2 separate regions of the Homo sapiens genome follow, and region 2 is linked to region 1. A link is a contact called in ENCODE Hi-C or POLR2A ChIA-PET data. All regions are on one chromosome and are shown on one strand. The core of a region is the stretch at or near the end of the contact, and the rest is flanking DNA. Distances in the headings are between cores, read along the strand shown. Region 1 overlaps USP24 (ubiquitin specific peptidase 24). Region 2 has its middle 32 kb from the start of MIR4422.

What was found. Hi-C counts contacts between places; a loop is a spot of excess contacts on that map. ChIA-PET counts read pairs that join two places held with the same protein, here RNA polymerase II (POLR2A). Pooled maps may share reads with other maps.
Region 2: a loop to region 1 is called in a pooled map, with 6 times the contacts of the local background. The contact joins two enhancer-like sites. A Hi-C loop is called at or near these places in 1 of 168 maps with a recorded cell type or tissue (heart right ventricle), 8 of 37 single-sample maps with no recorded cell type and 7 of 50 pooled maps. POLR2A ChIA-PET finds 5 or more read pairs at or near these places in 4 of 52 experiments (CD4-positive, alpha-beta T cell, HepG2, OCI-LY7 and 1 more).

Annotation. Positions count from the first base shown.
Region 1 is chr1:55,139,253-55,144,055 of GRCh38, forward strand. It overlaps USP24 (ubiquitin specific peptidase 24), which reads right to left. Exons shown (of 68, transcript NM_015306.3): 22 at 3,727-3,867; 23 at 3,490-3,543; 24 at 2,364-2,479. Among named protein-coding and RNA genes, the nearest start is that of USP24, 74 kb to the right of the region's middle. Within about 2 kb of position 1,484, at least 4 of the 41 ENCODE cell types and tissues checked have a DNase peak (open chromatin) inside an H3K27ac peak, as active enhancers do.
Region 2 is chr1:55,255,652-55,260,583 of GRCh38, forward strand. No RefSeq gene overlaps it. Among named protein-coding and RNA genes, the nearest start is that of MIR4422, 32 kb to the left of the region's middle. Within about 2 kb of position 2,525, at least 4 of the 41 ENCODE cell types and tissues checked have a DNase peak (open chromatin) inside an H3K27ac peak, as active enhancers do.

The sequences.
Region 1 (4,803 bases), core at 234-2,733:
TTCTTTTCATTTCTTTAAACAGTTATTCCATAAATGGAGGACCTGGGTTTCTAGGCCTATCTGTCCATTAATTTATCAAGAATGAAATGAGTGAGTCTGACTTTATCTTATAACTAAAATATGATATACAATTCTGTGAACACATGAAATCTGACAAAGTTCTGAACTGCCTGAGAATTAGAAGACAAATGCAAATCAGTAAGTACGACACAAACAAAAGTTGCTATCTAAAAATGAGATCTGAGGTCTCTTTTGGTTGAAGACTTATGGAATCTTACTTATCATTTGAAATAATCAGACTGCAATATTCATCAGCTTATATAGTCATAGCCCCATACTTTACTAAAAAGAACATTACATGTATTAACATTAAGAAATGAAAATCCAAGTCCCCTTAATTTAAACATTTTCTATTCCAGAGAGTCTAGATATTTCAAAGAGGTATATTTCTAAAACTGAAAAGAGGTACTACCATTTTTTAACAATTGGTCTGGTATGCTGATTAGCAGTACCAAAAATTTCACTCTAAAAACAGCTGGTTAAACACATTTTAGCAGTTCTATTAAATATACTTAACAGAGTTCTAAATTATTCCAGTCTATGGGCAAGAACTAGAACTTGAAATTCAGACGAAAAATTTTTAGAAAATATCTAAGTCCATAATAAGTGAGTGAACTATTTTTTAATTATGCCTCAATAATGAATTAAATCACAGACAGTATTATGAAATACTGTACAGATGACAGAAACCCCCCCCACCCCAAGTTGGAACAATTATGGATACTGAAAAGTTCTTTCCAAACTAGTGAAATGAGATAAACTACAATGTTCTGGTTCAAATTCGACTTTGAAGCTATATATTCTTATTAACCCTATTTAGAGTTTATAATATTTTAAAATTATTATGTGGTTTTCTCTGTAGTCCACCAAATATGAAATGATTCCGAATAAAAAGCACTTAGTAAAGAGAAAAAAACAAAAAGCATACTCATTTAAAGAAGTAGGAGTTTGGACATCCTAACCCAATAGCACATAAATATACTTACATTCGAATTTATCAGATAAATGAACCATTAAGGAACTGAGTCATAGAGATGGCTACATATTACAAACACATAATTGGGAATTCTTAATACACATTTTAAATGAAAGTCTATTTGAGAAATACTTCCAAGAATGTGGGAATGTGAAAGTCATGTTAGTGTTCTTATCATGAGTTGAATCTATCATTACTTCTGCCATTTAAAAAAGAAGTCTGAGAAAGCTGAGTTTATTGGCTTCCTTCATATTAACAAAGTACAGTGACACAATACTCAACTCATTTTAAAAAAGAAGAATGGAAGAAAGGACTCATTGCTTTGATTCCCCTTTTTAAAGGAAGGCTTTAACAAGCAAAGGAATATCCCGTTGTGAATAAGAATAGCCATTCTAGAGTAGAGAAAGACTCTATGAGTACCCATCACTAGAGGGCAGCAGCAGAGTGAGGTAGGGAGAGCAAGTCCTTCTCAGAGCACTCGCCAGTTTTCTGGGAAATAATGACGTGGTGTTGCTTACCAGCAGAGGCTCATAAAAAACCCACAAAAGTATTTTAGTTACTTCCATCTAATGTTCCAAATTATGCATGGTTTCTCCTATATCTCCTATTCATGAAATCTGAGTTTAGTGAAATCTGTTATCAGAGAACTACAGCAGACACTAAACTCAAGATTTCATCAATATCTGAAAACTCAAAAAACAGCAATGTGATTGAGACAATGTCAGTTTAAAGTTTTCACACAAACATTTGGGGATAAAGTTCTCACTAAAAATTATTTTGAAAAATACTTTTATTATTTGAATAATATTTTAGTGACTATGATTATAGTCACTAATCATATGCAAGCATAATGCATACTTTTAATTAATCATCTTCTACTTCATTCTGCTTACCCTATTAATGCCCTGAGTTTGACTATTCAAGGAGAAAAGCTATATCTAAGTAAATATTTTTAACTTGAAAAAAAGTAGTTTTCATACAATGTATGTGTATTGCATTCTAAACAGTAAGTTATTCATACTACATAGAATAAAAGTAAAATGAATCAAATAAAAACTAAAACAAGAAGACCTGTCCACCAGGTAGAAGGATAGGGACAGGGAAGTACTCGGGTGGTCCTGGTGATGACCTACACACAGAACTTCCAAAGAGGCACAGATTCAGGGATGTATGATGGGGAACATGTAATTCTCAGGATTATGACAGCTTGCAAAAATTATGATATAAAATGAGGAAATCAATAACTGAGAAACCTACATAAAAAACACCAATCATTTTAAAAAACTGACATATGTGTGTTGTGTATTTTTCACTTCTGATCACTTACCTATAAGGAGACTGAACTGAGGTTGCTACAGTTGGCATGGCAGTTGCTGTAAGCATTTTTGTTGCTCTGGTCACAGCATGTGTTAGAGTGGGGCCACCAAGTGCTGAACTGGCTGCCTAAAAAATACCAAACAGTCATTCTCTATCAGGGTTTCTCAACCTGGACTCTAGTGACATTCTGGACAGGATAATTTGCTGTTGCAGAGGGCTGTCCTGGGCATTCACTGTAGGATGTTTAACAGGATCCCTGGCCTCTACCTACTTAGGGACCAGTAGGATGCTTCTAGTTGGACAACCAAAAATGCCTCCAGATATTACCAAATGACCCCCAGAGGCAAAATAAGCCCCAGCTGAGAACTAGTGCCCTATATATGTTAACACTTACATGGGACCTCATAAGGGGTATTCGAATACTTGAATTTTTTTTATAATGACATATTTGGATAGAAGTCACAATTAGGGAAATACCGTACATATTCTAGCACATATTTATCACCAGAAAGCTTAACTTATTGGAATTGGGAGGCAGTAGCATTTTATGCTTTTGGAACATTTTTGCTTAGATGTAAAACTTAAGCATATCAACTGAATATGAATGTTTAAGGCTTTAACCGTCATGCTGGAAATAAAAGAGATACATGTGAGCTAGCATTACACAGCAGGCTTCTAATGGACAAAGACAACCAATACCACCTACTACTAACTGTCTTGCTGTGGCCTTTAATAACATTTATGGTATAACTAGGTGAAACATGAAGAAAAACAAAAAAAGAAGCAGTGCTTATATAAAATACCTGAACAGGAAAAGAAAAAAAAGAAAAAGATTCTATTACAAATATGGAATGTATAGGTGACCTATTTTCTGAAGATAGTTCCTATACTCCAAAAGGGGAGGAAGGTGGATGGAGTGGGGAAGACAGGTGGTGAGAGGGAGAAAGATTTCCTATAGAGTACACTTATATACTGGGCAAACATCTGTTCCCTATGCCACAATATGGTACTGTTGATAAATTCTTCAATAGGATCCAGCCACAAACATCAACATTATAAATTATCTAAAAATATAAAATTATGAAAGAAAAAAAGCATTTACCTCAAAGAGATGTTAAATAAAATTTGCTACTCACTTCTAATCTTGTGTAGCAATCAGCAATGAATTTCTTATGTAAAGATACTGAATCCTGAAAGAGTATATGGAAATTACAATTAGTCCTTGACATTTAGTTGTAATCATTATTCAGGACAAAATATCAAAATAAAGAAGCCAATTTTTGGTCATGCCAAGGATCACAGCTTATCACTAAAATATACATATAATTTTCTGCTTTTTTGTATATGGATAACTTCTTTCCTTAGATACCTACCTTCTTTAATCTAGGATTTAGATTAATGTAACTATAGTTTATGATTAGCTGAATAGCTTCATTAGCAATTTCTTCATCAGGTGATTCCATGGCTATTTTCCAAATGAAATCCATTCCTATCAATTCCAGCTTTTCTACATACTGTTCAAAAGAAAAAAAATTAAATTATAAAGCATATCAAGATCACAAAGTTACAAAATCACAGATAATTATTTTGTTACATCATGAGTCCACACCTCTTCAGTTCAATATGAATTAAGGCTGCAAAACCTCAGCTATATGAAAATAATATTATACTGATATGGAACTTTAAAAAGCAACCAACCACAGAAGCACTGGGCAAATTCCACGGGAACCAGGATAGGTACAGAGATATCTCTTCAGACATCCCTAGACCCAAACTGGACACACAGCCCAACAGGCTACTGAAGCAGAAATAGAGCAGGAGTGAGATGGGCACCATCTTCAGGAGCTTTTCTTCAAAAGGAAACAGTCAAGCCAGAAGTGGTCACTAATTCTTGGGGCTCAATCTGGTCTTTCTAAAGCTCAGTAGTAAACAGTAGGACCCAGGGCTTGTAAAATCTTGTAAAAATTCTAACCACCCAGGAAGCCATGTCCTGAATAAAAAGGACTTGGAAAAAGAGTTAATAAGCCTTTTTTTTTTTTAAAGGAGCATGTGTAAATATAAACATAAGCTGTACATCCTAGTTTTCCTGCCTCACTGTCTATTCCTCAATTTTTCTCCCCAAATCCCTGCCACTGTGATCCCAGGACGAAGACTGTTCTTGCTTTTTTAGGTACATGTGAATTGCTGGATCTGAGGAGTTCGAAGCTTAGGTGAACTATCCCTGCTCTGCATTCATGTGGCCACAGGAGGCCACTGGCTGTCCCTAGATCAGCCAGAAACAGAGAGATGTGAGAGAGAGCAGTGTCCTCGCAGGTAGCTGGTGAGGCATGGTAGTGCAGGTAGGAGCCTCCCTTACACTAGGAGAAGCTCTGTCATCAACATAGAAGCTGGCAGTCAAGGAGATGCTGTTCTTTACCAAAAAAATCCATGTTATCTCTCAATTATAACAC
Region 2 (4,932 bases), core at 1,275-3,774, 120 kb after region 1:
TTGCCTAACTATAGGGTAATGTAAGTGTTCTGAGCATGTTTAAGGTAGGCCAGGCTAAGCTATGATGTTTGGTATGTGGGGTGTATTAAATCCATTTCAGTTTAGGATATTTTCAACTTAGGATGGGTTTATCTGGATGTAAGCTGAGCAGCATCTTTTTATTGTGCAAGCTTTCTGGAAAGTAAGATGGCAACTTACAGAAAAAATAAAAGGCCTTAAATTAGTAATAGTAACAACAGCTGCCTCCATTTAGTGACGGCCTATTATGGTTTCATGTCTTTTATTTTATTGTTAATCCTTGTAACTACCTTATGGGAATGATACTATTATCATTTGCTTTATGAGGTTTACGAAGAGATTAAGCAAATGTTTAAAGCCACCCGACAGTAAGTGGTGAAGTCAGGCCTCACTCCAATGTCTGTGTTTGCTTCATTAAGCCCTTCTGTTGTCAGGCCTGGCAGTCCCACTTTTGGGAAAATATCCTAAGCAAATAATTTGAAAAGAAAAGAAGGTCATTTGTCAAAACAAAACAAAAACCAGAAATATTTATAGCTCTGTAATGTTCATCACCCAGCCCTATGACCTCAAATTGGAAGGTGGAATGGCAAGCTCCCACACATTAACACAAGATGGCAAGCATCAAAAGACAAATGCATGAATTACATCGGTAGAGAACATCTGAAGCTACACTTAATAAAAAGGATGGGATCCAAAATAGCACCAAAAAGAATATGTATACACTTCTCAAAAGTTAGGTGAAATTGATGTCTGTATGCTAGTAAGAATCAGAAGTATTTATAGAGGTATGCAAATGATTAGTAGATGAAGCTTCCTTCCTTGCTGTTGTATTTTTGGGCAGAGCAGTTTAAATATTGTAGTCAATAAAAAAAGAAAAAGAAAAGAAGTATACCGAATCAAGTTTAAAAAAAGGAGATTTTTTTTTAAACTCTAGAATAAAGTGGTAAAACCAGCTTCTTTAAAACACTAAAACAAAAAGTAATTACTATCTTAAAGAGGGATTTATTTATTTACTTATTTATTTGAGATGAAGTGTTGCTCTGTCACCCAGGTTGGTGTGCGGTGGTGTGATCCTGGCTCACTGCAACCTCTGCCTCCCAGGTTCAAGCGATTCTCTTGCCTCAGCCTCGCAGTTAGCTGGGGCTACAGGCATGAGCCACCATGCTGGCCTAATTTTTTGTATTTTTAGTAGAGGCAGGGTTTCACCATGCTGGCCAGGCTGGTCTTGCACTCTTGAGCTCACTTGGGAGCATTGGCCTCCCAAAGTGCTGGGATTACAAGCATGAGCCACCGCACCTGACCGGCCAGGTTTATTTATTATAGTGTTCCTTTACTTAGAAGATGAGAGCTCTTAGGGGTGTACTAGGATAGCGATAGAGGGGCTCTAAATTTTCAGTATATTTCATAAAACATGATGGACATTATATACTTTAACTGCATATTTAAGCACCTTGGCAATAGTTTGATATAACAAAAGGATAGAAGGTCTTGGGCTCTGTTACCAGGTTACCTGGGTTTTTTTTTTTTTTTTTTGAAACAGAGTCTTTCTCTTTTGCCCAGGCTGGAGTGCAATAGCATGATCTCAGCTCAATGCAACCTCTGCCTCCAGGGTTGAAGTGATTCTCCTACCTCAGCCTCCTGAGTAGCTGGGATACGGGCCCCCCACCACCATGCCCGACTAAGTTTTGTATTTTTAGTAGATATGGGGTTTCACCATGTTGGCCAGGCTGGTCTCGAATTTCAGACCTCAGGTGATCTGCCCACCTCAGCCTCCCAAAGTACTGAGATTACAGGTGTGAGCCACCATGCCCAGCTACCTGGGTTTTAATTCTAGCTTGTTACCTAGTTGCACAGAAGGGAAGCTAAGCCCTTCTGTGGCCTTGTTTGTAAAATGGGGATAATAATAATGCCTACCTCAATGGATTGCTACCTAGCACATGATAAGGTTTCCATAAACATTAGCTACTATTAAGCCACAAAGCTGCATTGTTTTGACCTGGAATTATATCAGTTCAGCATGAATTTTATCTCAAGCAAATCAGAAGTATTGACAATTGTACAAGCTTCTGATTGCTAAAATATGGAGAAATAAATCAACCATGAGCCAATGCACTTTGATCAATAAAATCTTTGAAAATTATAGGAGAGAGGAAGAAGAGAGGGAAGGATAAATGACAGGGATCCTTGGTGATAAAATCTGAGGATGAATACACAAGATAGATATGTTTTGATAAGGACAAGAGGAGCAGGAGGCCTGGGCAGAGAACAGAAGTGAAAGCTGAAGCCATGACAAGCTTTTGCCAGAATCAGAGAGAGAGGGTCAATTTGTTGAAGTCTGGCTTCTCCTGAAGACAAATCATTGTCCTCCTGTACTCTTGGTGCTTTGGTTAGATCGCAACACCTGAACCCACACCAGGACTTGTAGGGGTGAAAATGTGTTTCAGAAAGCATCTATGCAACCTAGATGCCAGCTGGGGCTCCCCCTCCCTGGGAAGTCTGGTTAACCTCGACCTGAACCCAAACACCACAGCCTGTGACGTCACAAGTCCTCTTTGCAATTTCTCTCTTGCTCTGATCTCTTCCTCCACCTCACTGCTTTGTGCTCCCTGCCCCAAGTCAATTCTGAGGCAAAGTTCTGCCCTTCCACCAAGTTCTACAAAACCCACATGCACCAATTCTTTTGTGAGCTTAGTTTGCTGCTGAAGATGGCTGGGGCAGATGTTGCAGGTTGGGGGTCCCAGCCACAGAGCTTTCTGCCTTCTCCCAGTTCCATTTCCTCCATTTTTCTGGTCTCTTTCTCTTTCCTCCCTCTGGCCCCAACACAAGTGCCTCCCCTGCCTCACATAGGAGAGACATTCCAACCCAACCACTTAATGTATTTTGCCAACTAAGAGAGTTTACTCATCCTAAGGGGAAGTCTGTTTAAAGTGATTTTCCATTCACATAACAGGTGTTATTAGGCTAGACCAAAACATGTGACTATGTTTTATGCAAAAGAGTGCTTATAAATAATTTATAATTATTGGCTGGGCATGGTGGCTCATGCCTGGCCAACATGGTGAAACCCCGTCTCTAATAAAAACACAAAATTAGTCGGGTGTGGTGGCGTACCCCTGTAATCCCACCTACTCAGGAGGCTGAGGCAGGAGAATTGCTTGAACCTGGGAGATTTCAGAGGGCCGAGAATGCATCACTGCACTCCAGCCAGGGCAACAGAGTGAGTGAGACCCTGCCTCAAAAAAACACAAACAAACAAAAAACAAACAAAAAAAACTATTAAAAATATAAAAATGGTTATAAATAAACAGTGGCCTATCTGTGGAGTTTTGACAAAAGAGAACGCCGGTAGTGGCAAGGATCTAGGACTAAGAGTGAGACTATGGGGAGCCATTGAAGGATCTTAGTGTGTCTTCTGGGGAGGTCACTGTATGCCGGGCACATGACAGGGAGGCAAAAGTGGATGCAAGGAAACCACAGGCAGGAAACAAGAGGCTCAAGGATAAGGTTTGTTGGTGGCAGTGGAATGGAGGGATGGATTCAGAAGGTTGAGCTTATGGAAGTTAGTGGCCAAAGGATGTGGGAAGCTGGGGAAGGATTAAGAATTAGGGTGGCCCTTATCCTTATTGGCTTAGAAATTTACCAGTTGTAAAACTGAAAGTCATACATCCTGTGAGACCCCTCTGTCCTGAGCAAACCAGAATGGTTGATCTTTACTTAGGCTTATGACTTGAGAGAGTAGGGGGTTAGCAAAGCCATTCATCAAAAGGAAGAATATAGAAGAAAAAAGTTAGTGGAATGATAGGGTAGGAGGGGAGGTGGTGTTTGGTGATAATCGTCTTAAATAAAATGTGTTTGAGATGTCTGTGGGATATCCAAGTCATGACAATAGCATCATGGTCAGATAGAAGGACAAGGCAGGTGATACAGGCTTGATAATAATAAACCAACAAGCACAACCACCATCTAACAAAAATAGCCAAGATTACTGACTGCTTATTATAAGCCTGGTTCTGTTCTAAGTACTCTGCATTTTTTGGTCTCATTTGATACTCAGAGCAACTCTATAAGGTGGGAATTCTTATCTCCATTTTGCAGTTGAGGAAACTGAGACACAGAGATGATAAGAAACTTGTTTAAGGTCAAAAGTCAAACAGTTAGTCAGTGGAGGTGCTGGGGCAAACATCTCTGGCCAAAGATGTTCTTTGAAACATATTTTACGATAGCAAAATGTTAGACACATCTAAGTAGGAGGTAAATAGTTATATAAATTAGGATGCACCCAGAGAGGGATGAGTGAGCTCCATTTGTCCCCTGCTCTCACTCCGAGGGAAAGAAAGCCACTCTCCTCTTTCTATCTCCTGCAGAGGCTCCAGCTGTGCCAGTTTTGTTCTTTTCTGCCTATGCAGTGTCAGAAGGACAAGAAAGTGAGAGCAGAGATGAGGGGGAGCATTGAAGACGTTGGTTCTGATGCAGCTGTGGCATCTTGGGGAAGTGGAAGAGGGAAAAAGGGAAATTTTAAAAGACATATTCTTATTGCGTGAATCCCCTTCACAGCATTAGAAGATACAAACAAAGGTTTTAAGTTCTTTAGCTTTCTTTTTGCTGAGCCCAGTTTCTGTGATGGTGGCAGCACTCAGAGACAGGGCTGGGGGAACGGTTTTACCTGTACTGCCGCAGCATTGTCGCAGGTTTCCAGGGCAGCGGAGGCCCTAGAAACCATCTGAACAGGAAGGGCAAGGGGAGTCACCAGGAACTGAGAACTTACTATGTGCCAGGTGCTGGAATCCCACTCAAGCAGAGAGAAACCACAGCCTTGGCCTGCTGGGAGCTTCTGGCTTAGTTGGGGAAACAGATAGACATAAACAGTTGTACTATAATGCAGTAAATGAATAGGTGCTGGTCTACACAGCAGGA